2 separate regions of the Homo sapiens genome follow, and region 2 is linked to region 1. Evidence: chromatin loops called from intact Hi-C (ENCODE). Cell type or tissue: mesothelial cell of epicardium. All regions are shown on one strand. Each heading gives the region's core, and the rest is flanking DNA. Links, peaks and the distances in the headings are about the cores only.

Evidence for each region. Hi-C counts contacts between places; a loop is a spot of excess contacts. Peaks named below come from ENCODE experiments on the same cell type or tissue, not always from the same donor. Only the 100,000 strongest peaks of a DNase experiment are listed, where the experiment ranks them.
Region 2: it touches region 1 in a loop (26-fold over the local background); 2 of 110 quality-filtered maps call a loop at or near these places.

What each region holds. Positions count from the first base shown.
Region 1 is chr17:28,551,156-28,566,407 of GRCh38, forward strand. It overlaps UNC119 (unc-119 lipid binding chaperone), which reads right to left and starts at 1,469. Exons shown (of 5, transcript NM_005148.4): 1 at 1,183-1,469. The coding sequence starts at 1,402. PIGS (phosphatidylinositol glycan anchor biosynthesis class S) reads right to left here. Exons shown (of 12, transcript NM_033198.4): 4 at 12,663-12,752; 5 at 12,276-12,367; 6 at 10,267-10,474; 7 at 8,894-9,036; 8 at 7,321-7,435; 9 at 5,672-5,817; 10 at 5,011-5,111; 11 at 3,696-3,906; 12 at 2,232-3,340. The coding sequence ends at 3,065. RefSeq lists silencers at 1,086-1,135, 1,196-1,645. In mesothelial cell of epicardium, for the core only: no CTCF peak of the experiment used is centred there; DNase peaks (open chromatin) are centred at 916 and 1,516.
Region 2 is chr17:28,469,103-28,485,204 of GRCh38, forward strand. It overlaps SLC13A2 (solute carrier family 13 member 2), which reads left to right and starts at 4,542. Exons shown (of 12, transcript NM_003984.4): 1 at 4,542-4,712. The coding sequence starts at 4,611. RefSeq lists enhancers at 13,913-14,426, 15,850-15,899. In mesothelial cell of epicardium, for the core only: no CTCF peak of the experiment used is centred there; no DNase peak of the experiment used is centred there.

The DNA.
Region 1 (15,252 bases), core at 1-8,000:
TCTGCTGCTTTGGAAGCTCTAGGGCTCAGGTCCACTCCAATACATGCCCCCCATACCCACAGAGAGGCCCCCCCCAACAGTTATTCTCACAAAGGGGGCCAGGGCAGGTTGCTGGTGAATGTGGCCAAGGTGGAGAGCCACTGTCTCTCCATGCACCTTTCATCCTTTGAGGCTCATCCAAAGCCTCTGCTATGAGGTTTCCTAGCCCTCGTTCCCTGCCTATGATGACCCCCTCCCCTGCCCTGAAAGCCAAGTTGTTTGACTCCAGGCAGCAGCTATGAGCAGCCCTGTAGGGCCCAAAAATACTACTGATCAAAGAGCCCAATGTACACAGCATGCATAGATGCCAGGCACTGTACAGAATCAGAGGACTTATCTTCACAATAATCTTACGAGAAAGGTATCATTATCCCCATTTTACAGATGAAAAGACATGCTCAGAGAGGTGAGGTTACTTGCCCAAGGTCACACAGACAATTATATGGCAGAGTTGGAACTCCAACCCAGGCAGTCCAGCTCAGAAACTCTTAACCACAGTGGAGACCAAGCCTCCCTTGATGACAGAGCCCCCAGAAGAGGACAGGTGCTAGTCCAGGCTTGGAGGGACATTATGCCACTCCCCATGAGAGGAACCACAGCCAACACACTAAAGCTGCCTGCTCAGTTTCTTTCCCGGGGAAGAAAATGGCCCAAGTCTTCCTGGAGGATCAGGGTGAGGGTATTAATGGTTGGGGAGACATGAAGAGTCTGAATGCCTCCCAAGTAACTCAGCCTCCACCTAGCCTCCAGCGTGGGGGCTGAGGACAGGCTGCACTCAGCCCCTCTCTTCATTAGTGCAGGGACGGGCCTCAAAGCGCTCTGGAGACTCCACAGCTACAGGGCTATGGTTGCAGCTGCTGCCGCACGTACCTCCACGCTGGGAAAAGGGGACGGGCCCCTGGAAAAGGAAGGAATAAATCTCGAAAGGGAGAAGAAGGAGGCACAGAGAGAGATCAAGGGAAGGGGGTACACAGAGATCTCAGACCTGGCGGCAGAAGGGAGAGCAGGGGACACAGGAGAGGGGACTCGGTGGGGGAGGGGAGGCGGGAAAGGGGGCGGGGGCCAGGGCTTGGCGCGCCGGGAGGGCCCCTCGCACCCTCTCCCCTTCCCACCCGCGGGCGGCGCTCCCTCGCGGGTGCTCACCACCGGTGATCCGCTGCAGCCCCAGCACGTCCTCCGGCCCGATCGGCTGCTTCCTCTGCAGCGGCCCCGGCCTGGGCCCTGGGCCTGCGTCCGGCTCCGACTCGGACCCAGATTCGGATTCCGCAGGCGGCTGTGGTATGGGGGCCACGCTCTGGCCCGAGGGCCCCGGAGCGGACTCCGTCGCCGTCCCGGCCCCACCGCCGCCCTTCTTCACCTTCATGGCCTTGCGGGGCCGAGGCTCGCCTGCTGCTGCCGCCGCTGCCTGCGCCGGCTGGAGCCGGGGGAAGTGGGAGCATCCGCAGCCCCGCCCCCGGCCGGGGCCCCAGGTACTGCCCCGCCCCGGCCCCGCCCCTGGGGTGGGCCCTGCGCTGATCCCGCCCGCCGCCCGGCCCAACCCTCCCGAAATGCGACGGGCGCGGGGGATGGGAGTCGGGGTATCCTGCCCTGGGCTTCATTCTGTTTTTCTAACACTTTCTTGTACTGGTACTAGTGGGGTCCTGACTACCTCTCCGCTTACTCATTGTGTTCCAGCCTTTCTGCCCGTGAGTTCCAGGCTCAGGGTCTCTGCTTGGATGGTCTTCCCCAGATGGCCTCTTTTCTCCTAGTCACAGCTCAAATGTCATCTGCTCAAAGGGCCTCCCTCACACCCAGTCTGAAGTCCTTCCCCCTCAGTCACCATCTGACCAGCCTGTTTTTGTCTTTCTAATGCATTATGTGAAATTATTTTTATTTGTCCGCTGACTCTTCCCCCTGAAAGCTCAGCTCTGTGAAAGCACTGGTCCTGCCTACTTTGTTCTCTGTAGGACCCCTGTACCTAGCAGAAGGCTCCCTGCAGCTGGTGCTCAAGACTTTTTTTTTTTTTTTTTTTTTTTTTTTGACCTGATGAATTAGTATCTCAGGTAAAAAGCAGATGCTAACAGCCTTGGGCAATCCAGCTAGGAAGGGCACATGGCCACGTGGAAGCAAAGTGGACCTGTGGGCACAGGAGGACAAACACCAGGAAACTGTTACTTACGCGTGAATGCAGAAAGAGTAGAGCTCAGACTTTGTATCATTCCAATTCATATTCAGCCAGTGTTTATTAAGAGCCTACTACACGCCAGACACTTTACATGCTGATCACATTTACTCCTCACAACCATCTTGTAAGGGAGACATCATCAGTGCCATTTGAACAAATGAAAAACTGAGGCTCAGAGAGATTCAATACCTTATCCAAAGCTCTCCAGACAATAAGTGCAAAAACAAGGATTTGAATTCAGGACTGTTTGATTCCAAATCTGGAACTTTCTGGAACCTCTGACACACACACACACACACACACACACACACACACACAGCACCATGTCCTGAGCTGCTGCCTCCTGGACTCCCGCCAGACTGCACCTGACAGACAAAGCCAACTAGGAGGGAGGGGAGTGAGGGAGAAGGTCCCACAGGTGACCAATGCCTGGCCCCTTCATGACAGCAGGGGCTAGGGCTGTCCCACAGGGACTAGAGAGAGGTGTGGAAGGCAGGGACTTTCCCATAATGCTCCCTCCTCTCAGTGCACAAGTGTGCTATGTTGAGAAATGGGGCAAAAGAACAAACAGTCCTTGCCACAGAGGGAGACAGGCAGCAGCCTTATCAAACAAGATAAGGAGACCCGGATGATGTGCCTTTTGAGGCCCCTGGTGGTGGAGGAGGATTGAGCCAGGTGAATGGGAAAGGAAGAAAAGATGAACCCATCTTGGAGTGTTGTACTTTGGTTGCTGGAGAGCCAACAGTGGAGACTGGAGACAAATATTTAAGTCATTCCGGCAGGCCCCATGTACGTGCCTCACAATCTAACACCGCCCACCTTGGCCAGAAAGGAAGGCTTCCTATGGAGGTGCTGCCCTGCTCAGTCTGTCTTCTCAGGCTTTCTCCAGGACTTGCGGGTCTCCAGGAAGATCTTGACCAGGGACAGGAGGATGGGCACAGCCATAGGCAGGAAGAGTGGGATGTAGATGGCAAACTTCTGGTCATCAGGGAAATAAAGGAGGTGGAGGAGTGACGGGTCAAAGAAGGCAAGCTCAGAGGATGTCACAGCTTCCTGGCTGGCGACAAAGGCAGATGCCAGGTGCCCAGACGCCAACTCTTCTGCCGACTTCTGGACGGCAGCTACAGCCTTGTACACCTAGGAAGGAGAAGGGACAAGAGGGTATACCAGTAAGTCCTAGGCATTGGTGGAAAGGGTGCTGGGCCTTACTGTGCCTTCCATCTACCAAGGAAGATGCCTGGAGTTCATCCAGGATCTATGGAAGTCTTTCTACAGGGATATGGTTTATTTTCCTAGGGTCAGCTTGAAACCTCGCACTCTCATCTGCACTCCTGCTTGGGGGCTGGTACTGCCGTCTAGAGGAAGGCTGGGACACTAAAGATGGCAAGCCCACACATACCATGGACCTCACAGGCTCTCTGGTCTCACCACACTCTGGCCCTCTCTGGCTACTCCAGTCCCAAGCTGCAGAATCCATCCCCTGCCTGCTTACCTCAGATGCCACGTCGTCCTTAATGACAATGTTGCTGATCTTGCCCAGAAGCTGCGCCAGGGAGGTAAGGGTGGTGGTGGCTGTGGCCAGGTTCTCCACTGACCGAGCCCAGAGCAGCCGGTCTAGCTCCCAGGTCATTAGCCCTTCACTCGTAGGCCCTGAAAGCAGGCATTTTGGAGGCAGCTGGGGCTGAGCAATCCCAAAGAGCAACCTGTAGGAACATCGGAGTAAGATCAAGGTGGCTGAGACCACAAGGCGGGAGATCATGGCTAAGATTTCTCAAATATCTGTCCTGAGCCAGTGATTTTCAATCTTACCCAGAACCATAGGGGTTAAAGGGAAGTACCTCAGGGTCTTGGGGGCATAAGGGGCAACACCAAACAAGTTGGCCCCAAACGCTGCTTCAACAGGTGTTTCTGCTTTTACCTGTTTCTACATTAGATTTCCAAGATCTTGTTTTTTAAAAAAAGGTTCCATGGCTAAAATACTTCTGATAACACCAACTCAGTTTAATCCTTTCACCTTTTCTACCCTCTCTTTGAACAAATGGGGCCAATGGGACTTAGCATTAAGGGATGATCCAGGACTGCCTTTGCCAAGGCACATGTGCTGTGCTTCTCTAAGCCTGCATCCGTGAGAGACACTGCTAGTCAATCAGAAGAATACTCTTTCCTAATGAGCCCAGATACAGCCTTAGAATCCTCAACACAGAGCCTCAGGCAGCCACTCTCAATCCATCAGGCAGCATAAGAATTAACAGCTATTTTCTTAAGCAGCCCTAATCACACTCCATGGACCTGACATTCATGAGTCTATTTTTCTTAAAACTGGTTTTGCTGGCTGGGCACAGTGGCTCACGCCTGTAATCCCAGCACTTTGGGAGGCCTAAGCGGGTGGATCACGAGGTCAGGAGTTCAAGACCAGCCTGGCCAAGATGGTGAAACCCCGTTTCTACTAAAATTACAAAAAATTAGCCAGTTGTGGTGGCGGGCACCTGTAGTCCCAGCTACTCGGGAGGCTGAGGCAGAGAATTGCTTGAACCCGGGAGGTGGAGGTTGCAGTGAGCCAAAATGGCACCACTGCACTCCGGCCTGGGCAACAGAGCAAGACTCCGTCTCAAAAAAAAAAATAAATGATTTTGTCACCTACTAGTCCTTCTTAGAAGGATGATGGGATCCTTAGAAACTTTTCTTGGTTTCCCTGGGGCTCTAGGCACAGCCAAGATATCCCTGCCAGGTAAGACTTGATTCCACTTTGCAACTCCCCTCTACAGCCAAGGAGACTATGTCCCCAAGTGGATCATCCAGGACCTCACCGCAACTGTGCCAGGAACACCTCCATCACTCGCACCATGTCCACCTCGACTCTCACTGGCAGCACTGAGGCATTATAGGTTTTGGAGTCAACATTATATACCTGAAAGGGGGAATGAGATTGCCACAACATCATACCAGGCCCTTGCACAGCTCTGCCCTAGGCACTCTGGAGAGAAAAGGAAAACATATTCTGTGCTCTTTAGAAGCTATAAACCTCATGGTATAGCTAATATTTTTTGAGTACCTACTACGGAGAGCATTAAATACATTATCCCAATTACCCCCTTGAAAGTCCTGTAGAACATATTTTTTTCTTATCCCATTTTAGAATTCTCCCCCATGAGAAACTTCCAGTCTAACAAGGGAGACAAGGCTCCCAACCTTGCAAGACTCCCACAAATAAGGCGAAGATCTAAGATGGACACAGAATGATCCTAGGTAAGGGCAAAGGGTCACAGTATAGAAAACACTGGCGGAAACAAAAGTGGGGCCGGCAGAAGAGGGGCATGAGCACATAGCACCCTCACCTTCCTGGTGCCTGCCCCTCCCACAGGCTGGGCCATGGAGGACACCAGAAGGAAAACAGAAGGAACACAGTTTCAGGGACACCTGCCTGTCCCAGAAGCATGGGCTCTGGGGTCTGCGTAGTGTGACTATTACCATAATGCCACCCCAGCGGGGACTATGGAAGGCATTGGTGGCCACTGGAGCGCCATCCTTGTCCTGAATGTACAGCGGTGAGTGTGCAAGCTCAGGCACGTAGAGTAGAAAGTTGAGCACAGGGTACAAGGAGGCAGCACTGGATCCTGTGGTATAAAGGGAAAGCAGAATATCAAAACATGCTGGACCTGGACCTTAGTCCCAGGTCGGCCTCTAACTTGCTGGTCACTCACTCTGGGACTGATTCCCCAACTAACAATCATTAGGATATCCTCCTGTCCAGGGTGTCTCTAGTAAAGGGCTTCAGAATGTTCTCCCGAGATGTGCCATACCGATGGAAACATAGTCCTTAGCTCCAAAACACCCCCGAATTCTCCCTCCTCAAAGGCCCCTTGACTGTCTACGACAGCTTTCTTGGCCACTCCCACAATGTACCCATATTACTACAGATAGTTTTATGCAAACCAGAAATCTGACCTTATGTCAGTTCCCTGCTTAATATCCCTCAATCACTAGCCACCCATATCAGGTTAAAGTTCAAACTCCTTAACATGGTCCTTTATGACCTGGCTCCTGCCTGCCTAACCGGCTTCATCTTTGGTCACTCACTCACATTTCAGCCACACTAAACTACTCTGAGCTTCCTGAATGCCTAAGCTCTCTCACTTGTCTGCATCTAAGCTCACAGTTCCCTTTGCCTGAAATGCCCTTCTTTTCTCTACTCAGCACTGTCATAAGGTAGTCCCTCAGTCAATGTTTGCTGAATGAATAAATGAACGGAGGAATTTTCTAAGGCCTCACATGCCACCCCCTCACAATCCTTGGGCCACACTAGCCTGCCTCTGGTATCTGAGATTCCACAATTAGATATACTCACTTTGGTTTGCCTGTGTTACAGTTCTTAGTCACACCTCCTCTTCCTAGTTTCCACCCGAAAAATGAAAAACTCTAATACTAGCTTCAAGGTTATTCAACCTCAATCAGCAGAACTGTCAATTCAAATTCTGCCCTCAAGTACTTTTGCTGTTGTCTTTCCTATGTGTGTGACAGCCTCTCTCCTAGATGGCTTTTAGGGAGATAGACCCAGCCTAGTCATTCATTTGTAAAAAGTGCTAGGAATCACGTTTAATAAATGCTTTTGGATATGATAGGTGTGAAGATGGAGATATCAACAGAGCATCATGAAAAAGGAACCTAGGGCTCAGGCATAGTGGCTCACGCCTATAATCCCAGCATTTTAGGGGGCTGGGGTGGGAAGATCACTTGAGGGGAGTTCAAGACCAGCATGGGCAACATAATGAGATCCTGTCTCTAAAAAAAATTTTGAAAATTAGCCAAGTGTAGTGGCACATACCTATAGTTCTAGCTACTCGAGAGGCTGAGGTGGGAAGACCACTTGAGTCCAGGAGTTGGAGGCTGCAGTGAGCTATGACTGTGCCACTGCACTTTAGACTGGGCAACAGAGCAAGGCCTTGTCTCAAAAAAAGAAAAAAAGGAGCCTCAATCTCCACAGTCTCCTCGGACCAACCCAACCTGGGAACCATCACTGTATATAATCCACCTCCAACTCCTGTCCCCTACCCAGCTGAGCCGTCAGGGTCCCTCCCTAGCCTGGCAGAAAAGAAAGACCCTCATCCTTAGGTGCTCACCCAGCCGGGACTCCACTGGGTTGATGACATGGGGGAGGCTGTGCATGTCCAAATAGTAGCTGGAGGAAGCTGAGTCAAAGCGGGGATTCACCCCCAACATTGCATAGTAAAGAATCTGTAGAGCAAACAGGGAGTGGTTACTTTGTTTAGATTTATATTCTACTTTCTCCCAAAAAAGATTTGAGGTGCCTTAAAAAAGACACAATCAGGACAAGGCAACATATAAGAGACAAAATCAGGGCTGAGAGAAAATAATTGCAGAAGAAAATAGCAAAGCCAAGGGTAAACTGAATAAACTAAATACGTGCTTTAAAAATCACGTATTTTACCAGGTTTCCTAACAGTCTACACAAAGAGAGAAACAAAGAACAGCATAATTCAGTGTCTACAAGATCAAATCAAGCCAGTTATTCAGAAGCAATTACTCCCACTAGGAAGACCTGATAAAAATTTCTCCCACGTGTTTTCCCTACAAGGAGACAGCGTGATACAGAAAGCTACATTCTTCACATCTTTTTTTTTTGAGATGGAGTCTCACTCTGTTGCCAGGCTGGAGTGCAGTGGCACAATCTTGGCTCACTGCAAACTCCACCTCCCGGGTTCAAGCAATTCTCCTGCCTCAGCCTCCCGAGTAGCTGGGACTAAAGGTACGCGCCACCATGCCCAGCTAATTTTTATCTTTGTAGAGATGGGGTTTCACCATGTTGGCCAGGATGGTCTTGATCTCCTAACCTCGTGATCCGCCTGCCTCAGCCTCCCAAAGTGCTGGGATTACAGGCGTGAGCCGCCGCACCTGGCCCTTCACATCTTTATTGTTACTACAATAACAAATTTCAGGAAGCATTTTTCTAAAAACTAAATTCCTTAAGAATGGCTCTGCTGGGCTCCATCACTCACACCTGTAATCCCAGCACTTTGGGAGGCCAAGGCAGGTGGATCACGAGGTCAAAAGATCGAGACCATCCTGGCCAACGTGGTGAAACCCCATCTCTACTAAAATACAAAAATCAGCTGGGCAAAGATCAAGACCATCCTGGCCAATGTGGTGAAAACCCGTCTCTACTAAAATACAAAAATCAGCTGGGCATGGTGGCACGCACCTGTAATCCCAGCTACTCAGGAGGCTGAGTCAGGAGAATCGCTTGAACCTGGGAGGCGGAGGTTGCAGTGAGCTGGGATCACACCACTGCACTCCAGCCTGGTAATAGAACAAGACTCTGTCTCAAAAAAAAAAAAAAAAAAAAAAAGATGGGTCATGGCATTAACATCTAAGCACAATTGGTGAGTACAGGTCTAGAGGGAGCTATAGGAAGGTGGTTTGTTAACAAGCACTGACAAACTCTCTCAATAGGATGCCAAGGAAGTAAAGACACCAGAATCTGCCCTCAATGGATGGATGGACACAGACAAGGGCACACACGCACCCCCAGTACCCACCCTTATGACACTCACATACATATACACACAGGAAATTCCTAGCAAATCAGCAAGCTCTAAGAGATGGAGGAACAGACTGCACTTGTAAATATGTATAGACATTGAAAAGGACTCCTCAACTTGCTCCCGGTCTCACCTGAGAGTCCACAGAGAAGTTGCCAGCGGCACCGAGGGCATTCAGGAAAGGTTGCACATAGCGCCGGACAGCCCCCTCAATGTCCCAGTAGACATCATGGGACTTGGGGTCTGGGTTGAGTAAACTGAAGGTGATCTCATAGCCTACAGAAACAGGAGTCAGGGAAGTCAGAGGCTCTTGTGGATCAAAGAAGAGGGGCAGCCTGTACTCCCAGCTGAGCTGAACTTGTTTCTCCTCTGGAATGGGGCTGCTTTCCATCATGGAACCAAAAGGAGGACAAAACTGGGATGAGGAACACTGAGTAAGAAAAAGCTGCCGGGCGCTGTGGCTCATGTCTGTAATCCCAGCACTTTGGGAGACTGAGGCAGACGGATCACTTGAGGCCAGCACTTCAAGACCAGCCTGGCCATCATGGAGAAACCCCATCTCTACTGAAAATACAAATATCGGCCGGGTGTGGTGGCTCACGCTGTAATCCCAGCACTTTGGGAGGCCGAGGCAGGCAGATCATTTGAGGTTGGGATTTCAAGACCAGCCTGGTCAACATGGTGAAACCCCGTCTCTACTAAAAATACAAAAATTAGCTAGGCATGGTGGTGGGCGCCTGTAATCCCAACTATTCAGGAGGCTGGGGCAGGGGAATCGCTTGAACCTGGGATGCGGAGGTTGCAGTGAGACAAGATCACGTCACTGCACTCCAGCCTGGACGACAGGAGGCTCCGTCTCAAAAAAAAATAAAATAAAAATAAAAATACAAGAATTAGCCAGACATGGTGGCATGCACCTGTAATCCTACTCAGGAAACTGAGGAGTGAGAATCACTTGAACGTGGGAAGCAGAGGTTGTGGTGAGCCAAGATCACGCCACTGCACTCCAGTCTGGGCAACAGAGCAAGACTCTGTCTCAAAAAATAAAATAAAATAAATAGGCCAGGTGTGGTGGCTCACACTTGTAATCCCAGCACTTTGGGAAGCCGAGGCGGGCAGATCACGAGGTCAGGAGATCGAGACCATCCTGGCTAACACAGTGAAACCCCGTCTCTACTAAAAATACAAAAAAATTAGCCAGGAGTGGTGGCGGGCACCTGTGGTCCCAGCTACTTGGGAGGCTGAGGCAGGAGAATGGCGTGAACCCGGGAGGCGGAGCTTGCAGTGAGCCGAGATAGTGCCACTGCACTCAGCCCAGGCAACAGAGTGAGACTCCGTCTCAAAATAAATAACTAAAAAAAATAATAATAATAATAATAACATAAAATAAATAAGAAAAAAATTGAGACTAGAGAAGAAAGGAGAAAGAAGTTGGCATGCAGATTTCCCTCCTGCCCCATGTAATTCATTTCCTCTCCCTTCATGTGGCAGAGCCTGGTGCCCTACCCAAGCTGGACTTGAGAGGCCGCCTCTTCTCAGCGCTCCACTTGTCCTCTGGAAGGTGGTCAGCCAGAGCAGCAGCAAGCACATCCTCAGTCAAAGACATGGCCTGGGCCACCTGGACTATGCGGCGGCCAATGATGTTAAAGGCCTCCCGGTGCATTATCCCCCGCACCACTGCTGTCCTCTTGGGCCCAATGTAGCTCATCATGTCCTGTGGGGGTGAGCAAGAGACAGAATGCCCATGGCTCAGAAAAGAAAGCCAAAAAGCACCCTGGCTCCTACTGTTCCGAATCTGCCCCTTTGCCAATGACCAACAGGTTTGCACCTCTCTTGAGATTCATGAGCTATTAACTCAGCATTTCTGAGCTATGAGTATATATTGAGTATTTTCATTTGTCTCCGTTCTCTTCTTTTTCCCAGTTGACATGGGTCCAGGCAGCATCTAACTCTTCAGGGGCTGGTAAAATGGTGAAATGGAAACTCAGAGATGGCATGCTGAGCAAGAAAAGCGGAATAAACAGACAACTGGAGAGTCTGATATAAAAATGGCACATGGCAAAGAAACAAGTATTCATAATAGCATTATTTCTAACAGTAAAACCTAGAAATAATCCAAATGTCCATTAGCAATAGAATGGGTAAATTATGTTTATGTTTATACAATGATACATAGATTCAACTACATAATTATGGATGATTCTCTCACCAGGCTCTGCCACATGAAGGGAATAAAATAAAAGTGGCAGAGGAACATGTGTTATAAGCCACCATTTATATAAATTCAAAAATGTAAAATTAAATACATTGTTTACAGAGATACAGCATATGTGATCAAACTCTAAGGAAAAGCAAGAAAATTACAAACACAAAATCTGGTTGCCTTGGGCCAAAAGGGAATGGAGTATAACCATGGAAGTACACACCGTGCTACTGCACTGCAGTTTGTGAGCTGGGGGTGGGGATGGGGACGTTCATTAACATTTTCTTTAGTGCTTTTATAAAAATTAAATATTTGATTATAAATTTTCTTTTTGAGACAGAGTCTCACTCTGTCGCCCAGGCTGGAGTGCAGTGGCACTATCTTGGCTCATTGCAACCTCCACCTCCTGGGTTCAAGTGATTCTCCTGCCTCAGCCTCTCGAGTAGCTGGGACTACAGGCACCCACCACCACGCCCGGCTAATTTTTGTATTTTTAGTAGAAATGGGGTTTCACCATGTTGACCAGGCTGGTCTCAAACTCCTGACCTCAAGTGATCCGCCTGCCTCGGCCTCCCAAAGTGCTGGGATTACAGGCATGTGCCACCGCACCCGGCCGATTCTTGTATTGTTAGTAGAGATGGGGAGTGCAATGGCATGATATTAGCTCACTGCAACCTCCACCTCCCAGGCTCAAGCGCTCCCCCTGCCTCAGCCTCCAAAAGTAACAGGGACTACCACATCCAGCTAATTTTTTTTATTTTTTGTAGAGATGGGGTTTTGCCATGTTGCCCAGGCTGGTCTTGAACCCCTGAGTTCAAGCAAACTGCCCGCCTCGGCCTCCCAAAGTGCTGGGATTACAGTGTGAGCCACCAGACCCAGCCAGCATTCTTTATTAAAAATATGTGGAGGACGGGTGCGGTGGCTCACGCCTGTAATCTCAGCACTCTGGGGGGCCAAGGCAGGTAGATCACAAGGTCAGGAGTTCGAGACCAGCCTGACCAACGTGGTGAAACCCCATTTCTACTAAAAATACATTACATGGCACATGCCTGTAATCCCAGGTATTCAGGAGGTTGAGGCAGGAGAATCACTTGAACCCGGGAGGCGGAGGCTGCAGTGAGCCGAGATCCCGCCACTGTACTCCAGCCTAGGCAACAGAGCAAGACTCCGTCTCAAAAAAAAAAAAATTTTTTTTTGGAGAGTTTTCTGTAGCAAATGGAAGAAATGGGTAGCAATGATGCAAGAAGGAGGTGACCCAGGAGTCCACGAGCTGAAGGGATAAGGCAAAGTCGCAGCCTCTCTGTTACCTTACCTGGGGAAGAAGTGAGGAGTGTTCAGATATCACGTACACAGTCAGGGAGCCCTCCGCTTGTTCCTGAGGCTCATCTAACATGGCTTCTGCCTCTGGGGGCAAGAACAGGTGGTACACCAAGAGCAAAACACCATTCCATCTCCCCCCAGCCCCAAAGAATGCCTAACCCACCCCTTCACTCACATTCAGCTGACACAGTGGTCAGGCTTGGGTAAGCCAATCAACCTCTCTGGCCCTCAGTGGACTGGGCTGAATCCCACAGTTCCTCATTCCCAGCATTCCAAGAGAGGTTTTGGAAGTAAGCCAAAGCATGGGAACTATGCACTTAGAGATCAGAAGGAAAAAGAGGGCTTCACATTAAAATGGTGTGCTCATCCCTTCCCATACCTTGCACACTGCCCGATGACAGGGCCTCCTCCTCATGGTCCAAAGCCCTCCGATAGGCCTTCTGGAAACGGCATTTGATTTTCATTTTGTCTGGGAGGGATAAGAAGTAGCACAATGAAAAGGGCAAGCATCATGCCTCTGCCCACCTTCCCAGACCTAACACTGTCCAGCATCTGAGGACAGCAAGATGGCTGTTTACAGAAAAAGACCAAGCAGCTGCAGCCAACTCTAATGATTTCTGCATAGATGATATCAAACACATGACACCCATTTCGCCCATCTGCCGCAGCTCTTGCCTTCACCTCTGCACACACTGGTCCTTCAGCGTGAAACGTCTTCCCACTGGGAAATCTATTTCAATAGTCATTACATTAATAGGCAAAAGGAGAAAAACTGTATGGTCATTCCAATCACTGCCCCAAAATAATTAAATTCAGTGAATGTTCCTGATAAAAAACAAAATACACAGGCTGGGCACGGTGGCTCATGCTTGTAATCCCAGCAATTTGGGAGGCCAAGGCAGGCGGATCCCTTGATCTCATGAGTTGGAGATTAGCCTGGACAACATGATGAAACCCCAACTCTACAAAAAATACAAAAATTAGCCAGGTATGTGCCAGACATGGTGGCTCACACCTGTAATCCCAGCACTTTGGGAGGCCAAGGCGGGTGGATCACCTGAGGTCAGGAGTTTGAGACCAGCCTGGCCAACGTGATGAAACCCCATCTCTACCAAAAATACAAAAAATTAGCTGGGTGTGGTGGCAGGCGCCTGTAATCCCAGCTACTCGGGAAGCTCAGGCAAGAGAATCACTTGAACCCAGAAGGCGGAGGCTGCAGTGAGCCGAGATCACACCATTGCACTCCAGCCTGGGCAACAAGAGCGAAACTCCATCTCAAAAAAAAAAAAAAAAAGGCAGTTATGGTGGTGCACACCTGTAGTCCCAACTACTTGGGAGGTTGAGGTGGGAGGATGACTTGAGCCTGAGAGGCAGAGGTTGCAGTGACCTGAGATGGCACCACTGCACTCCAGCCAGGGTAATAGAACCAGACCTTGTCTCAAAAAAATAAAAAATAAAAACCACACACTTAATGACAAAATATTAAACATAATTCTGTAAAGTTAGTAATAAAACAAGGATGCCTGCTATCTCCTCTATTCTCATTGTTATTCAGTATTGTTCTTTCTAAAGTTCTTGACCAATGTAATATGTGAAGAAAGAGAAAGAAAACTTAAAAGTATTGGAAAGAAACAGATAAAATGGCCACTTTGAAGTAGCATAATTATTTCTCAAGAAAATCAGAGAACCAACTGAAAAACTATTAGAACTAGCAACAGTTCAATAAGATGACTAGATACAAGGATATGCAAGAATCAATACCCGCATAAATACCAGCAATATCCAATTAGAAACATCTTTTAAAACCTCAATCACATTAACAATAAAGTATAAAAATACCCAGGAATAAATGTATAAAACTATAAGAAGAAAACTTCAAGACTTTACTGAAGGACATAAAATATCTGAACAAAATGGAATAGCATACAAGGCCCCTAGATGAATATTATAAAGATGTCATATTATAAAGACTATTATAAAGATGTCAACTCTCCCCAAATTAATATATACATGTAAGGCAATCCTGAAGGGATTTTTTTTGCCTCCTGAAACTTGACAAGCTAAACCTAAAATTTATTGAAAAAGTTCCTCTTTTCTTTATAAAAGAATTCCAGGTCATACATTTCTTCCAGAAAGAAGAAATGACAGAATTGTAAAAGTCACTAATTTGGCCAGGTGTGGTGGCTGATGCCTGTAATTCCAGCACTTTAGGGTCCGAGGTGGGAAGATTGCTTAAGCCTAGGAGTTTGAGACCAGCTCGGGGAACACAGTGAGACCCCGTCTCTACAAAAAATTTAAAAACTAGCTGGGGCCAGGTGCACTGGCTCACGCTTGTAATCCCAGCACTTTAGGAGGCCAAGACAGGCGGACTGCTCGAGGCCAGGAGTTCAAGACCAGCCTGGCCACCATGGTGAAACCCCGTTTCTACTAAAATTACAAAAATTAGCCAGGCATGGTGTCTGTGCACTTGTAGTCCTAGCTACTCAGGAGGCTGAGGCAGGAGAATCACTTGAACCCGGGAGGCGGACGATGCAGTGAGCTGAGATTGCGCCACTGCACTCCAGCCTGGGTGACAGAGTGAGACTCTGTCTCAAAATAAATAAATAAATAAACAAATTAAATAAAATAAATAAAAAATTAGCTGGGCACAGTGGCACATTCTTGTAGTCTCAGCTACTTGGGAGCTTGAGAGCTTGAGGTAAGAGGACCACTTGAACCCAGGAGTTCAAGGTTACAGTGAGCTATGATTGGGCCACTGCACTTCAGCCTGAGTGTCAGACCCTATCTCAAAAAAAAAAAAAAAAAAAGGACCCCTTGTCTACTTTTTCTTTTCTTTTTTTTTTTTTTTTTGTTTTTTTGGGTTTTTTTTTGAGATGGAATCTGGCTCTGTTGCCCAGACTGGAGAATAACAGTGGGATCCCGGCTCACTGCAACATCCGCCTCCCCATTTCAAGCAATTCTCCTACCTC
Region 2 (16,102 bases), core at 5,217-13,216, 77 kb before region 1:
TTATCACAATGTTTAAAGAGAGCTGGGCCTGGAGACTTAGAAGGAGAAAGAATGGGCCTTGCTACTTGGTGATGCAAGAAGGTGGTTCTTGGACTGATTGTGTATAAATGAGCCTCGGATCTCTTTTAGGATCAGAATACTCCCTGGGTCCCTGCCCAGCCTCCAACAGGGCTGGCTCTGGAAGGGTTACTCCCTATCTCCTCATCACGGTCTTGATGGTAATGAAAATCCATTCACTTCTCTGCCTGGTGGTCTGACCAATGGCCCCTATATGTCCGGCCTGAAGCTCCGGGGACTAGCTCCAGAACATGCTGGAAGGAGGGCTTGGCTCTCTGGCGTAAACCTTACAAATTATCTTATGGGCATCCCATCCACCCATCTACCCACCCATCCAGCCATCCATTCTTTCAACACGTACTTGTTGAGTACCAGCTCTGTGCCAGGTCCGTCCAGACAGTCTGTGCCCGGAGGGAGCCTGTAGTCTTGTGGGGGACAGAGATGGGTTATCAGGAGAATGCAATGCAGCGTGACATGTGTTTTGATATCTAGGGCACTTTGCAGGGGTCCTGATCCTGTCTGTGATGAGAGTTCACAAAGAAAGTTCGGTCTTAGGGCTTGAAAGGTAAACAAGACTGAACCAGTAGGGTAAGGAGGAGGAGTCAGGGAGAATATGCTTAGGAGAAGCAAGAGCGTGGGAACTGCCTGGAGATTTTACAAACTGCAGGACCCAACTGAGGATCTGAAAACAATTGAGTCTGGCATATTGTTGACTGCAGGCAGGAGTGGTGAGGGCTGAGGCGAAAGAGGAAAGGGAGAACTGGATCTTATAGGGACATTTAGGCACCTTTTGAGCACCTCGCGAGTTGCAGAGGGGGGTGGATTTGAACACGTATAAAACAAATTTTGTGGCTGGGCACAGTGGCTCATGCCTATAATCCCAGCACTTTGGGAGGCTGAGACGGGCGGATCATAAGGTCAGGAGATTGGGACCATCCTGGCCAACATGGTGAAACCCGGTCTCTACTAAAAATACAAAAAATTAGCTGGGCGTGGTGGCACGCATCTGTAGTCCCAGCTACTCGGGAGGCTGGGGCAGGAGAATCACTTGAACCCAGGAGGAGGAGGTTGCAGTGAGCCGAGATCGCGCCACTGCACTCCAGCCTGGGCGACAGAGCAAGACTCTGTCTCAAAACAAAACAAAACAAAACAAACAAACAAAAAATTTGTGGACCCAGTTGGAGAGGCAATGGAAGATGAGGGGAGTGGTCAGAGCACCTGGAGTCGGATTTGGGGTCTGGGATTCTCAGAGCTGTAAACACGATGCCCAACCCCCGAGTCCACCGTTCCCCAGGGCATGCCAGCCACCCAGGAGGGGCACTTCTTTTCGAGGGAGGGTGGTCTTCTTGAAAACAGCCCAGGTGCCTCCCTAGCCCCCCTATCCTGTGATCCTGTCTGTCCTTGAGAACATCCCTTCTTCTTCAATCAAGGATTTGATGACTGTCCCTGCCCACACCCTATCTTCTCTCCTCTAGGCTGGGCAGTCTCAGGTCTTAGAAATCATTCCTGATGCTCCCTAATATGTCCAGCCATCCTGGCTTTCTAGGATCCCTGGAGTTGTGCCCCTGTGGGCCCCAGGCCCAGCCTGCACAATGCTGGGTTGCCTCAACGGCCCCTGTCTTAAGGCCTGCCTCACATGTTCAGATATAAACTTCCTAAAAGCCACCTTTGTGACCCAGCCCCAGCTCTATCTCCAGCTTATCAGCCACCTGCTTCTGAGGACAAGCTGGCTCTTGCAAGCCAGAGACCATTTCCTCTCCCCCAAGGACTTGCAGCCAATCTCCGATAGCCCTGTCCAGGAGAGGCAATGGACAAAGTGCAGGGTAGGTGTTTCCTGGTAGTGACTCCTTCCTGAGATAGTACAGAGACCCATCACAGGGAAGGCCCCAGCAAAGACTGAAGAAGCCAGCCAGGCAACTACCGTATGTTACTCACAGTTCATTAGGAGCCATGCAAAAAACCACAGTTATCTGCTGCATTAATTAAAGGAGAAGGGGGTGGGGCAAAAGGGAATATTGAATAAGACCTGGCAGAGTGGGGCCCTGGCCATGACTCCCAGGCAAAGGGGAAGTTTTTGTAATGAATATGACAGCTGGAGTCTTCCCGCTGGCCTTGGGAATTCATCACTGCTTTGAGATGAATTCATCACTGATGGGGCCTGGCTGCTGGTGATGCAATAGCCCCCCAGTGCTGGGCCTCAAAAAAGAATCAAAGAAGGTCCCAAAAGCCTATGTCTTAGAAGAGGGCTGTAGGGGGAAGCCAGAGGGTCTCAGTAAAACATTGAGTTTTGTCCCAGCTCCATCAAAGGAGACCAGAGAATGGAGGGCTGAGCCAAGGGCACAGCCTTCCTGGAAACAAATCTGCATTCTCTCTGTTACTCACAAGGTGTGTGACTCTAGACGAGTAACCTCACTGCCCTGAGCCTACATCACAGAATTGGTATGGAGAGTTAGGTAAACTGGGATGCAGATTTTACACATGGTGAAGCTGGGCCTGGTTTTTTTTTTTTTTTTTTTTTTTGTGGCTCCTTAAAAGCCTCAGGCCATGGGAGAGGCTTCCACCAAGGTGAGATAGAATCGGGGCATTGTCCTGAGTGTCTGAAACCCTTTGTCTCTCCCTGTCCTTCCTGGCTCTTGCTTACTTTGCCCTGGGCAGGTGGCAGGCCACTGTGTGGGAGTGAAGGAGCCATGCCTGAAGGGGGGCTGGGGTGGCTAGCCTGTACTCTGTTACTGTAGCATCCCACCAGCCTGGCCTCGCTCCAGGAGCCCTCGAACTGGATCCCTCTGACCTCTAGGACCGCCCTGCAGAAAGCACCAGGGGCCTTTCTCTAAAAGATCCACTGGCTCCAGGAGTGTCTCGGTGGCATAACAGCCCAGGCCATGCTATGGTACACCTAAAACTATAGTTATCAGCTCTTAATCCTGTCCCCCGCAAATCCACATTCCAACCACGCAGAACCTTCTGTTCTCTAAACGTCCCCACGCTTCTGCATCTCTTCCCAGACTGTCTTCGCTGCCTGAAACATTCTCCCTGATACCCCGCCTCCTTATCCTAGCACACACGGATCATCATACTCTGATAACCTCAGAAACATGCATTGACCTTCAACTGCGTGCAGTCAGGGTGAGGAGGGGTGAGGGCGCCAGGAGACTGAGGGTCTGGCCAGAGATAAGACCCACAATTTCTTCCAAACTACAACTTGCTCCGTTCAACATACATACACACACACACGCATGCACTTGCCACCCTCCAGGCCTTCGTTCACTCTTCCCTCTCCTTGTGCCCCTTCCCCTATCACCTCGTGCCAAGTAAGACTGAGCTCTCAAGCCTTCGCTCAGATGCCATCTCTTCCAGGAGCCCTTGCCTGGTGCCTTTCACCCAGAGCTTCTGCCCTGGTTTGGACCTCCCTCAGGATACCCATAATGCATGTGTGAATTCTGGCTGGCTCCATGTCCTTTGGCCTCAGTTCCCCCATCTGTTAAATGGAATAGTAACACCTAACCCATGGTGTAGTTACCGAGTTGATGAAGTACAGTAACTGACTTGTACTAAGTGCTGAGCAAATGTCAGTCTTTACCACCAGCAGCAGCAGCAGCATTTTAATCTCTGTATCTTTAGCACTGAGCACAGGGCTGAATACATAATTGGTACTAAATACTTGCTTGGTGGAGGGATGGATGGATGGATGGTTGGATGGATGGATGGATGGATGGATGGATGATGGATAAATGAGAGATCTAGTATGTTTCCAAAATAAGAGACAATCTTTGCTGGGGGGCGAGGGGGCTAGGAAGAGCCTGAAAGAAACTAACCTTCATCGTACACCTGCCATGCATCAAAGCTCAACATATATAAGTTGTCTAATTTGAGCCTCACAATAGCAAGATATTACTGCAGAATAAGGAAGTGGCTAATTCTGAGAGGTTAAGTCGGTGGATCAGTGTCACACAAGATGTAGTCAGGACCAGGGACTTTGATGGTCCTCGATACCTGGAAGGAGGAGGAGGAGGACTTGCTCCAGGCCTTAGCTACTGTCAATCTTAGACTGAAAATTCCTAGGGCATCTCTGTGGGCAGGGCAGGGCCACCCCACCCAGGCTGTCACATAAAGTGCTCAGCTGAGAACCTAGCTTTGGAGAACAGCAGAAAGGAAAGGCCGGGCCAGCGGAGGTGGCTTGGGGGCTGCCTGTGGAGGGTGGCTGGGGGACTCTCCTTCCTTCTCCAGCTCCTCCAGCACCACCCTCAGCAGCCTCCAAGAACAGAAGGAGTTAACGCTGGGATTAACTTCTTGAAGGAACCTGAAGTTTTTTAATCCTTGTTCTTTCCTCCTTCCTTCTCCCTCTCCCTTCCTGATCTTTACTCCGCCTGTGGGTCCCTCCTCCTTACTCTCACCTCCCCAACTCCAAAAACACTCTGATTGCCAGACTGGGTCAATGGTTAACACTCAACTGGCTTTATATAAGCCTGCCACCTGCCTGCTTGGCTGCATCTTTGGTCCTTCTGTTACCCAGCTCCTGGAGGCAGTGGCTGTAGCAGCCCTTGCTGCTCCACACCATGGCCACCTGCTGGCAGGCCCTGTGGGCCTATCGCTCCTACCTGATCGTGTTCTTCGTGCCCATTCTCCTGCTGCCTCTGCCCATCCTCGTCCCCAGTAAGGTAAGGACTTGGTGTTCTGAGCACAGATAACTCCAGGGGGCAGAGGAGGGACTGTCTGGGCCGGGGTTGGGCATCCTTAGGATCCAGCATAACTTCCTCACTGCCCCTGCCCTGGAAGTGAGGCTATCGCCCCCTGCTCCTCCTGAGGACTGAGGGCTAGGAGGTCAAAGGGGCTTTTGCTTGGCACCCAGTTGTAGGAGCCCAGCGTGAATTACTTAGGTGGGTTTGCAACCTACTGCCCTAGGAAACAGGAAACCAGTTCCATCAACAAGATGCAAGGGGGGCAGATGGAGCTGATCTACCTACTGTGTGCCCACCTAGCCCTGGACTGGGCTCCATGGCGGCTGAGATGGGCTGGCTGTGGGGAGGGGACGGCTGGGTAAGCAGCAGCAGAGTGAAGAGGGTTGGAAGGAGAATAGGAGAAAGCTGGCTGCAGGCGGTCTGCATCTTTAAGAGCATAAACAGGAAGAGAAAGAGTTCACCTGTGGATTCAAGGGCTAAGTCTGTGGAGGAGGAGGGGTGGGAGTTGGAAGAGGGGACCGCTGCAGGTAGACAGCACAAAAACTGTGCCCTGGATGGAGGGGGAGCTGGGCACAACCAGGCGTCACTGCCTCCTCCTCCGCCCCCAGCAGAAGTCATAACTTCATCTCTCATTAAATCAAGCCGCCAATGCCTGCCCTGCCCTAGGCACCCAGTAACCTTTTCCACCATCTTAAGAGGTCAGGCCTGACTGTCCCATTTGACAAATGGGGAAGGTGAGGTTAAGTCACTTAGTCAAAGTCCCAGGGCAGATCCAAGTTTCATGGAACTTGGATATTATACACTTTTGGGCCCCACTCTGTAAGAAAAAGGACACAAAAGTATTAATCTGAAATTAGTTTGGGGCTTTGGGAAGGGTCCAGGGGGAAGGCCTTGAAGTTCAATCTTCAGTCAGTCGGCCTCTGGCAAATCACACAGCTGGGAGGTTCAGAGCTGGGGGTGTGATCTGGTGCCAAAGCATGTCTTCTCTCCACCCTGCTGCCTCCTGCCCCACCCCACACCCCCAGAACTGCCCATCAAGCCATTTTCTTCCTTTTGTCATAGATAGAGAAATTGAGTCAGACTTTTTTGTTCATGGTATCCCAAAGGGGTGAGAGACTGGGGGTGATAGTGGCACAGCCCCTGGGCCCCTGACACCTGGTCAGTAACAAGGCCCAGCTGACCTTTGAGATGACCTTCATCTCAGGCCAAAGCCGGTGGCATCTCAGTGCTAGGGACCCATCAGATGGGTTTTCCGACAGGCTGGGGCAAGTGTGTTAACCCCAGGAGGGAAGCCAGACAGGGATTTTGATTTCTTCCCAATTCCCCTCGACCTGGGGAAGCACAGCACAGAAAGATTCAGTAACTTGCCCAGGTCACACAGGAAATCCTGAGTCAGTGCTAGAAGCCATGCCTGTTGGTGAGACTGGGATGTGTTAGGAGCCCCTGTCTTCTGTGCACCGTATCTGGCCCTGCTACCTGCCTCTGGCTCACAGATGCTGCCAGCCCCATCCTGACTCTGGTCCTGTCTAGGAGAGGCCAGCCCCTCTCAAGGACTTTGCTCCTGCAATTGTCCTCTCACTCTCCTACAAGATAAATATTTCCTCTCTGCCTGATCTCCCCCATCCACATACGGAGGTGCTGTAATATCTCTCATCTTAAACAAACAAGAGCTCTCTTTCAAGGCCACGCTCCTTCCAGGATAGTGCCTCTTTCTCTGCTCTCTCTCATAACAGGAAGTCTCAAGACACTGTCTACACCACAAGCGCACTTTCTCTTTTGTCAGCTCCCATCTCCAAGACTCAGATCCCATCAACTTCCTTGTGACCAAACCCTGGGCCACCCTCACATTCCTCAGTCCCTCGGCAGCATTTGTCACAGCTGTCACCCCGTCTTTGCCGTGCTGTCTTCTCTTGGCTTTGGTGACACCTTCTCCTGGTTCCTGCCCAGCCCTGCCCCTTCCCACCTTTCCTGACTCTGAGGTTCCTTCTCCATCTGACTCTGAGGTTTTCCAGGGTCCCCACTTCCCCTAGCTGATCTTATGCCATCTCGTGCTTTAAAAAGCATCTCTATGCCAATGAGTTATCAATCTGTAACCCCAGCCCTAAACTCTAAACTGGTATTATCCAATGAACACCAGCCATCTCCCTAATTGAATATTTTCTTTGTAAGCAGGATAAGCAGGTTACACTTTTCCACGTCCAAACCAAAACCCTTCCTGCCCTTCTCCAGTTGGCTTAGGCATCAAGAAATGCTTCAACCATCTACCTTGCTGCAACAGCCAAAAACTCGGGGGCATTCTTGATTCTTCTCCTTCCCTCCTTTCCACGTGCAGCAGAAGGTCCTGCTCATTTGATACCCCAAAATACTCTGAATGGAGTCACTCCCCGCCCTCGGATCCACTGTCTCCCCGGTCATTTCCCATGTGTCCCACTCTGCTCAAAACCCTACATTGGCCAGGCGCAGTGGCTCACACCTATAATCCCAGCACTTTGTGAGGACGAGGCGGGAGAATTGCTTGAGCCCAGGAGTTTGAGACCAGCCTGGGCAACATAATGAGACCCCACCTTAATTTGAAAAAACAAACAAACAAAAAAACCCTACACTGGCTTCCTGTCAAACTTAGGATAAAACCTCTTCAAGCAGCCAGAAGTCACCAAGGCTCAGCCCTGGACTCCCCAGGCTCCCTCCCCCTGTGACCCACCTCTCGCTCACTCTCCCCCACCCTCACCAGCTTTCTTTCTGCTCCTCACATTGCTCTGGACTGCTCTCCCAGATACCTCCTTCCTGTTTTTAGGTTTCAGCTTAAATCCACCTCCTTAGAAAAGCCTTCTCTGACCAACCCCAGTCATTCTTGGGGAAAAGCCCTGTTCTTTTGTTTATAGGGTGTTTACTCTCTGAAATCATCTATTTGCTTATTTTTTACTTCCTCTCTGGCTTCCTGCACTAGAATGTCGGCTCCGTGAGGACAGGGACTTTGTCTTGTCCCATGCAGAATCCCCAGTGCCTGGCACAAAGTAGATGTTCAAAAAATACTTGTTAGGCCTGGCGCAGTGGCTCACGCCTATAATTCTAGCACTTTGGGAGGCCAAGGCAGGTGGATCACTTGAGGTCAGGAGTTTGAGACCAGCCTGGCCAACATGATGAAACCCCGTCTCTATAAAAAAAAACACAAAAATTAGCCAAGCATGGTGGTGCACACCTGTAATCCCAGCTACTCGGGAGGCTGAAGCAGGAGAAACGCTTGAACCCAGGAGGAGGAGGTTGCAGTGAGCTGAGATCACGCCATTGCACTCCAGTCTGGGTGACAGAGCAAGACTCTATCTCAAAAAAAACAAATAAAAAACACCCAAGTTTTTTGTTTTTTTTTTTTTTTTTTGAGACTGAGTCTCACTCTGTCACCCAGGCTGGAGTGCAGTGGCACAATCTTGGCTCACTGCAAGCTCCGCCTCCCAGGTTCATGCCATTCTCCTGCCTTAGCCTCCCGAGTAGCTGGGACTACAGTCACCTGCCACCACGCCCGGCTAATTTTTTTGTATTTTTAGTAGAGACGGGGTTTCACCGTGTTAGCCAGGATGGTCTTGATCTCCTGACCTCGTGATCCGCCCGCCTTGGCCTCCCAAAGTGCTGGGATTACAGGCGTGAGCCACCATGCCCGGCCACCCCCAACTTTTTGAATGAAGAAAGGAAGGAATGTGCACACAGTGGATCCTGACCTGCATCCCTGTTGAATCTCTACTCTCTGTAATGAGTCCCCAAGCTTAGCCCCATGGCCCTGGCCTCCAAAGGGGGAAGAAGGAGCCCCAGCCTAGGCTCAAATTTGTGCCCATAATAATAATATTGACATTTGTTGAGTATATTTTATGTGCTTGACATTATGCCATGCACTTCAAAGCATTGTTAGATCATTTATTCCTTTCAAAAGCCTATGTGTCGGGCTGGGCATGGTGGCTCATGCCTGTAATCCCAGCACTTTGGGAGGCGGGCGCCCAAGGTGGGCAGATCACCTGAGGTCAGGAGTTCGAGACCAGCCTGGCCAACATGGTGAAACTCCATCTCTACTAAAAATACAAAAATTAGCCAGGTGTGGTGGCGCATGCCTGTAATCCCAGCTACTCGGGAGGCTGGGGCAGGAGAATCGCTTGAACCCGGGAGGCGGAGGTTGCAGTGAGCTGAGATTGTGCCACTGCACTCCAGCCTAGGAGACAGAGCAAGGCTCAGTCTCAAAAAATAAAAAAAAAAAGCCTATGTGTTACATGAGGTTACTACTACTATCTCCATTTTACAGACATGTAAACTGAGGGCCAGTGTGGGGAAGCAATTTGCTTAAAGTCCCAGCTAGGAAAAAAGTTTGAACTGGAACCTGGTGTTGGAGTCTCTGCCTGAGGCTCCCTGGGAGGCCGGTGGTGCCCCCGCTGTGACCCACCTCTCAGGCCATCCTTTCTCATGTCCGTCCAGCTGTCAGTCAGTCCTCCCACCATACTTCAGTCCAGCATATCTGTTGAGCTCTTGCTCTGTGTCAGGGGTTACCAAAAGGAATACAGATGTTCCATTCTCAAGTTGCTTATAGTCTATAGGAGGAGACAGGTGTTTACACCACACAAAGGTTCAGCCAGAAGGCTGCAGAGCTCAGAGGAGGGAGCAAATTCTTCCAACTGAGTCAAGGGAGAATCTGAAGGAGGCAACATTTGAGTTGGGCCTTGAAGGTTGGTGGAGTTTTAACAGTCAGAGGCATCAGCAGAACAGGTGAATGGAACCACAGGAGGAAAGATGTAGGGGCCAGGAATAGTAGGGTGTGTTTGAGGGGTGGCAACAGAACCTTGAAATGCTAGTCACTCTCTGGTGGTCCCAGCAGATGGGGAACAGGAGGGCCTGGGGTCTTCCTGCTCTCCCAACCCTGCAGCCAGACATGGAAACCTTACATCCATTCAAATGTATTCATCCAACCATGCATTTTGTTAGTGAACATAGAACTCAGTACTGTGTGACAAGTACTGTTTGGGTGTGTTGGGAAGAGAAAGTGGGAGGAGTGGGGAGACATACAAAAAGCAGAAACAATGCAGCAGGCTATGACCACAGCCTGGGGAGGGCTGCTCTAGATGGGGTCAGGGAAGGCCTCCTGAGGAGGGTGTTCCAACACTCTGGGAGGTCAAGGTGGGTGGATCGCTTGAGTTCAGGAGTTCAAGACCAGCCTGGGCAACATGGCAAGACCCTGTCTCCTCACTAAAAAAATTAGCCAGGTGTGGTGGTGTGTGCCTGTGGCCCCACCTACTTGGGAGGCTGAGGCAGGAGGATCACTTGAGCCCAGGAGGTTGAGGCTGCAGTGAGCCATATGGTGCCACTGCACTCCAGCCTGGGCAACAGAGCAAGACTCCTATCTCAAAAATAAATTCTCTATAGTCAGCCAAGCACAGCTCTGGGTAAAGAGCCATCCAGGCAGAACAAGCAGTAAGTGCAAAGGCCTGCAGATGGGGAGAGCTTAGCAAATTGAAGGGATTAAGCAAGGCCAGTGTGGCTTTGGGGGCTCGAGTGAGGCCTTAAGAGGCCTCACTAGATTGCTTAAGTCAAGTTTAGAGAAGAGGGTTGAGGTCAGCCAATGTCAGCCCTACAAGGCTACAGGGAGGAGTAGGGATTTTGTGCTGTGAGCATTAAGGGGTGAATAACTTACGACTCAGGGGTTGTTCAGCTAGTAAGTTACAGTCACAACACAAACACCTCCCAGGACCCAAAGGCATCTGTAAAAACAGTCTCCTAGTGGCTCAACATTGGCCAGGACAGAATTCAGCTGAAGTCAATATTGCATTTATTGTAAGGCCAGAAGGCAGAATTTCTTAATCTGAATCACTGGCCCTTTTAGAATGCATAAACATTACATGTGTTTGAATTTTAAAATCTGTGTAATTAAGGCTGGGAGTGGTGGCTCACACCTGTAACTCTTGCACTTTGGGAGGCCAGTGCAGGAGGGTGGCTCGAGTTCAGGAGTTCAAGACAAACTTGGGCAACGTAGAGAGACTTGTCTCCACTAAAGATCAAAAAAGTTGGCTGGGCGCAATGGCTCATGCCTGCAATCCCAGCACTTTGGGAGGCCGAGGCAGGTGGATCACCTGGAGTCAGGAGTTCGAGACCAGCCTGGCCAAGATGGCGAAACCCCATCTCTACTAAAAATACAAAATTAGCTGGGCGTGGTGGCACATGCCTGTAATCCCAGCTACTCGGGAGGCTGAGGCAGGAGATTCTCTTGAACCCAGGAGGCAGAGACTGCAATGAGCCAAGATCACGCCACTGCACTCCAGCCTGGGCAGCAGAGTGAGACTCTGTCTCAAAAAAAAAAAAAAGGGGGGGTCAAAAAAATTAGCTGGGCATGGTGGCGCGTGCCTGTGGTCCCTGTTACTTAGGAGAACCAAGGTGGGAGAATCACTTGAGCCAGGGAGGTCAAGGCTGAAGTGAGCAGTGATCATGCCACTGCACTCCAGCATGGGTGACAGAACAAGGCCTTGTCAAAAAAAAAATCTGTGTAGTTAAAATACTCTTAGTGCAAGCTGTTCCTGAACCTCAAAGGCAGGGACTTGGATGATTCACTTCGGGCATGAAAACTATACAAGGAATTTGGACCTCTGTTCTGGGCCCCACCTCTACCTTTTGAGATTTCTTGGCCCTCAGCTGAGATAGCAGAGTCCAGTGAACAAAACATGGATTTTGGAGCCAAACAGGTGTGGGTTCAAATCCATTCAGCAGCGTGTACTGCCGTGTGACCTGACCGAGCCTCTTCAAACCCTGCCATCTCTAAGGGGTGTTGTGAAGATGAGCTGAGATAGCACACATATACGTAGAGTACCTGGCACCTGGGGCTTGATAAACACTTGCTCCCTTCGCCCTCTGCCTCTTATCTGAATTCCTGGGCCCCTGGAAAACACAGACTGGTCTGGAGCCCTGTGTGGATACCTCACTTCTTCTCCATTGCTCTGTTCAAATGGGCTCTTGTGCTTAGGAGGGCCTCAGATGTTCCCACCTATAGAACAGGAAGGAATGTCTGGTCACCCACCAGATTGGTGAGCTGTGTCCCTAGGAATACCTGCAGCTGTGTGGAGGTAGTTTTTCTAGCCTCTGGGATGCCTGGAAATAGGATAAGAAGAAGGACCCAGCCTCAAAGGCCAGGGGGATCCCTGGCGTAGAGTCCCCAACTTGGATTTTGCCCAGATTACTAAATCGTGTCCCTGTTTATCGGCACCTGCTAGGTGAAGGCCAGGAATGGGAAAGTAAGTCACCCTCTTCGACAGTAAAGTTTCCTGGATGTAATCCAGCAGCGAGGCTCAGGGCTGTCACAAGGATCAAATTCGTAGAGGAGCTTGCATTTTGCTCTTTAGTGCATACAGGCAGGGCTGGCCCTGGCCCAGGCTGTGATATCAGGACTCTTCTCCCCACTTTTGTTTTCTCCAGCACTCAAAAATTCATTGTTCCCTTTGGCCTCTTAAAACAGAAGCTGATGCAACAAAGTCATTCACATCAAGGTGTGCAAATCAATGAAGGACACTTGAATGAGAACAAGCAAAGGGTAGGAAGAGTCACCGCCATCACGTGCAACTTGAGGCAGGCATGGGGTGGGAAAGCTTTAGAATGGTCAAAAGGGAAGGCTTCCAGTGCATGCTGTTGGGCACAGGGAAGCCATAGGCGGCTAACTAGAAGCAGCACCCCAGGTGACTGGTTAGGGGAGCACATTTCGCTTTCTGGGCTTGGTCCTGAGTTGGAAGTAGGAGTAAAGAGTTTGGGGCAAAAATCAGGGGAATTGGCAATCATCGAGCAAATCCTGAGTGTTTAGGGCTTACTGCTGTAGAGGTTGTCGTTTGACTTCTCGGCTGGTTATTACAGAAGTTGTGAAACATATTTTTACATATGAACTGGCCATTGTCCCCTTTGTATATTCAGTCCTCAAAGAATTAGGCATTTGGCATCTGCCTATTCTTCCTGGAAGAGACTTCCATCCCTCCACACTCTTTCATGTTTTTGTTTGTTTGTGAGATGGAGTCTCACTGTGTTGCCAGGCTGGCCTCAAATTCCTGGGCTCGAGCAATCCTCCTGCCTCAGCCTTCCATGTAGCCACACACCACTGGACCCAGCACCTTTTCATATTTTAATAGCTGTGTTTATTTATTTGTTTAGGTTTTAAAAGTTAAGGGTTTGTTTGTTTGTTTGTTTGTTTGTTTTGAGACAGGGTCTCACTCTGTCACCCAGGCTGGAGTGCAATGGTGCAATCTCAGCTCACTGCAACCTCTGCCTCCCGGGTGGTTCCGGTGATTCCCCCACTTCAGCCTCCCAAGTAGCTGGGATTACAGGCACATGCCACCATGCCCAGCTAAGTTTTTTTGTTTGTTTGTTTGTTTGTTTGTTTGTTTTAGTACTTTTAGTAGAGACAGTGTTTCGCCATGTTGCCCAGGCTGGTTTGAACTCCTGGGCTCAAGAAATCCTCCTGCCTCAGCCTCCCAAAGTGCTGGGATTACAGGTGTGAGCCACCGCACCCAGCCTATTACCTGTATTTCAATAAAATTGGTTTCCTTTGTAGTCTTATGTATTTTATTGGTGCATTTAAAAACATTATTCTAAGACACTGGAATGCTTCATCAGGCTGCCAAGGGGATCCTGGTACCAAAAAAAGTGTACAAACCCCTACATCAGAAATTTCCCTGAATGCATACAAACACTTGCACACAAATTTTTTAAACCGCGTGTGGTAGTATCTGTGTAATATTTTATTAAACCACAAGTCTGACCATGCCACTCTCTCTCTGCTTAAAACTCTTTGAGGCCTTCTCTCTTTTTCTCCCGTCTTCCAGACAAATTCCTAGATCCTCTCAGGGCAGACAAGGCTCTTTCCAAGAATGCATCTTGATCTTTTATGTCTCATTCTGTTCTACATTTACTCCCTCACCCCAACCCCCTTTGCCCACTAACTGAACTCCTACTCACCCCTCAGTACCCGCTCAAGGTTCCCTCTCTGGAAGCCTTCCTCAACCCAAACAAAAGGAGGCTCAGGGACGGGGCCCCTTCTCCTCTGAGCGCCATTCTTCTGGACTCTGCTTTACAGGTGCTTGGCAGGCTGCCACCCAGTGCCTCGCCTTGCTCCTGAGACCCGGGAGTGCTCCTGCCGGCAGCATGTCCACTTGCTAGGGGCAGAGGGGCAGTGGGAGTGTCCCCCATGTGCCAGCCTGTCCCCACCCTTGGGTTAACCTTCAGTCACCAGGAGGAATAAGGTGTGACACCTCTGAGACTGTGGGCACATGTGCTGCTGCCTGACAGTCACAGGCTGTACTGTGCCAGTGACAGAGGCCATGATGCCCACAGGTCCCACACCTGCCACACACCCCGGGTCCGGAGTCTGCCCTGGACTCCTTGGCACCTTCACTTCCATTTGTGCCTCATGTAACCTCTCTGGTTCTCCAGAAGCCCAGGAGCACATTTCTCTCCCAGCACCAACCCTGCTATGGGCTCACAGGCTACAATGCTTTAAAACTTATTCCTGGCTGGGCACGGTGGCTCACACCTATAATCCCAGTGTTCTGGAAGGCTGAGGAGAGAGGATTGCTTGAGCCCAGGAGTTCAAGGCCAGCCTGGACAATATAGCGAGACCCTCATCTCTACAAAAAAAAAAAAATTGTTTTAATTAGCTGGGTGTGGTGGCACATGCCTATAGTCCCAGATACTCAGGAGGCTGAGGCAGGAGGATTACTTGAGGCCAGGAGATCGAGGCTGCAGTGAGCTGTGATCACATCACTGCACTCCAGTCTGGGCAACAGAGTGAGACCCTGTCTCTTAAAAAAAATTTTTTTTAAAAAAACCTTATTCCTACATTTGTTAGCTCTCTTCGTCCTTACAGTAGCCCAGTTAGGTGGATGTTTCTGTTATCCCCATTTCCAGATGAGGAAACTGCATAATGGAGATAAATGTGTTTACAGCAGCGAATGCTTGATGTTTCTTACCAGAAAAGCTGAGAGAGGTTAAGTAACTTGCCCAAGGACACACAGCAGTAAAGCGGGGACTCAGCACTCAGCATGTGCCCTGGACATGTGCTTTCCCACTACAGAAGAAGCAAGCTGCCTGGCTTAGGGTTTGGAAGCCCCTCTGGGGGTTTCTGTCTTCAGTCTGCCCTTCAGGCCAGCCCACACAGGCACTCAGACTCCCCGAGGGCCAGCGCTGGGCCTGACTGATGCCTGTACCCCTAGGGCCCACGTTCATTCACCCACTCATTCAGTGTCAACTCTGCTAAATAGATGCCAGGCACCTCGCTGGGGTGAGCAGAAACAGACTTGCACCCTGCTCCCTGGAGGGTAGAGTCTGACAACAAAGATTGATACTCATCTTTTAGTCCCTAAAACTAAATGTTTAATTGCAGACTATGATGAGTGCTATGCAGAAGAGGTACAGGGACTTAGAGTGTGAAAAATGGGAACTATATCCCCTCCTGGAAGCCAGCCTGAAAAATCAATATTTGAGCTGAGATCTCAAGAACCAGTAGATATCAACTACGCAAAGTAGGGAGGGAAGAGAGGTCCAGAGAGAGGAAATCGTGTGCAGAGGCCCTGTGGCCAGAGGGAGGATGCAGTATTTGAGGAACCCACAGAGGGCTGGTATGGCCAGAGCAGAGAGAGTAAGGGGGAGAGTGTTAAGACATGAGGCACAGACCAACTCTAAACTTAGGTTCCTGAAAGCACTAGGAAGCCACTGAAGAGATGTGAGCTGTTTTGAGATGAGTGTGTGTGTGTGCTGGGGGAGGGGAGGTGCAAATTAAACAGATTTGTGCCTTGAGATCACTCTGGCTGCAGCAAGGAGAAAGGATTTCAGGGTCAAGAGAGGAAGCTGGGAGATGAATAAGGAGGCTTTTGCAGAGGTCTTGCTGAGACTTGGACCAGGCTAGTGGTCCAGAGCTACAGAGAAATAAATGGGAGCACTCAAGGGGCAGAACCAGCAGGACTGGGTGCATGGCCCAGAGAGGGTATTTGTGGAATGAGTGGCTGATGAACAGGCAGGAGACCCAGGGTCTGCCTGAAGTGGGCTTCCAGTCACAAGGATTGACTGCTGGGTGGAGAAGAGTGAGGATCTGAACAGGGTGACTTCCTTGGGGGTGGGGGTGACACCAGTGGGAAAGGAGGCTTTACAGACCAGGCCAGCACCTGAAAAAGAGAGACAGGCTAGATCATAGAGGAGAAAGAGGCTACGCCCCCGTCCTCAGGAGCCCATAAACAGATCTTGAGAGGAGAGTAGCTGCTACAGTCAAGGAACAGAGCTGGGGAACAACCACCCTGCTGGCCTGGGGAAGGAGGAGGCAGGGCCAGAGGTAGAAAGAAGAGCATTCGCCACCAGGAGAAAACTCTTCCCTGCTG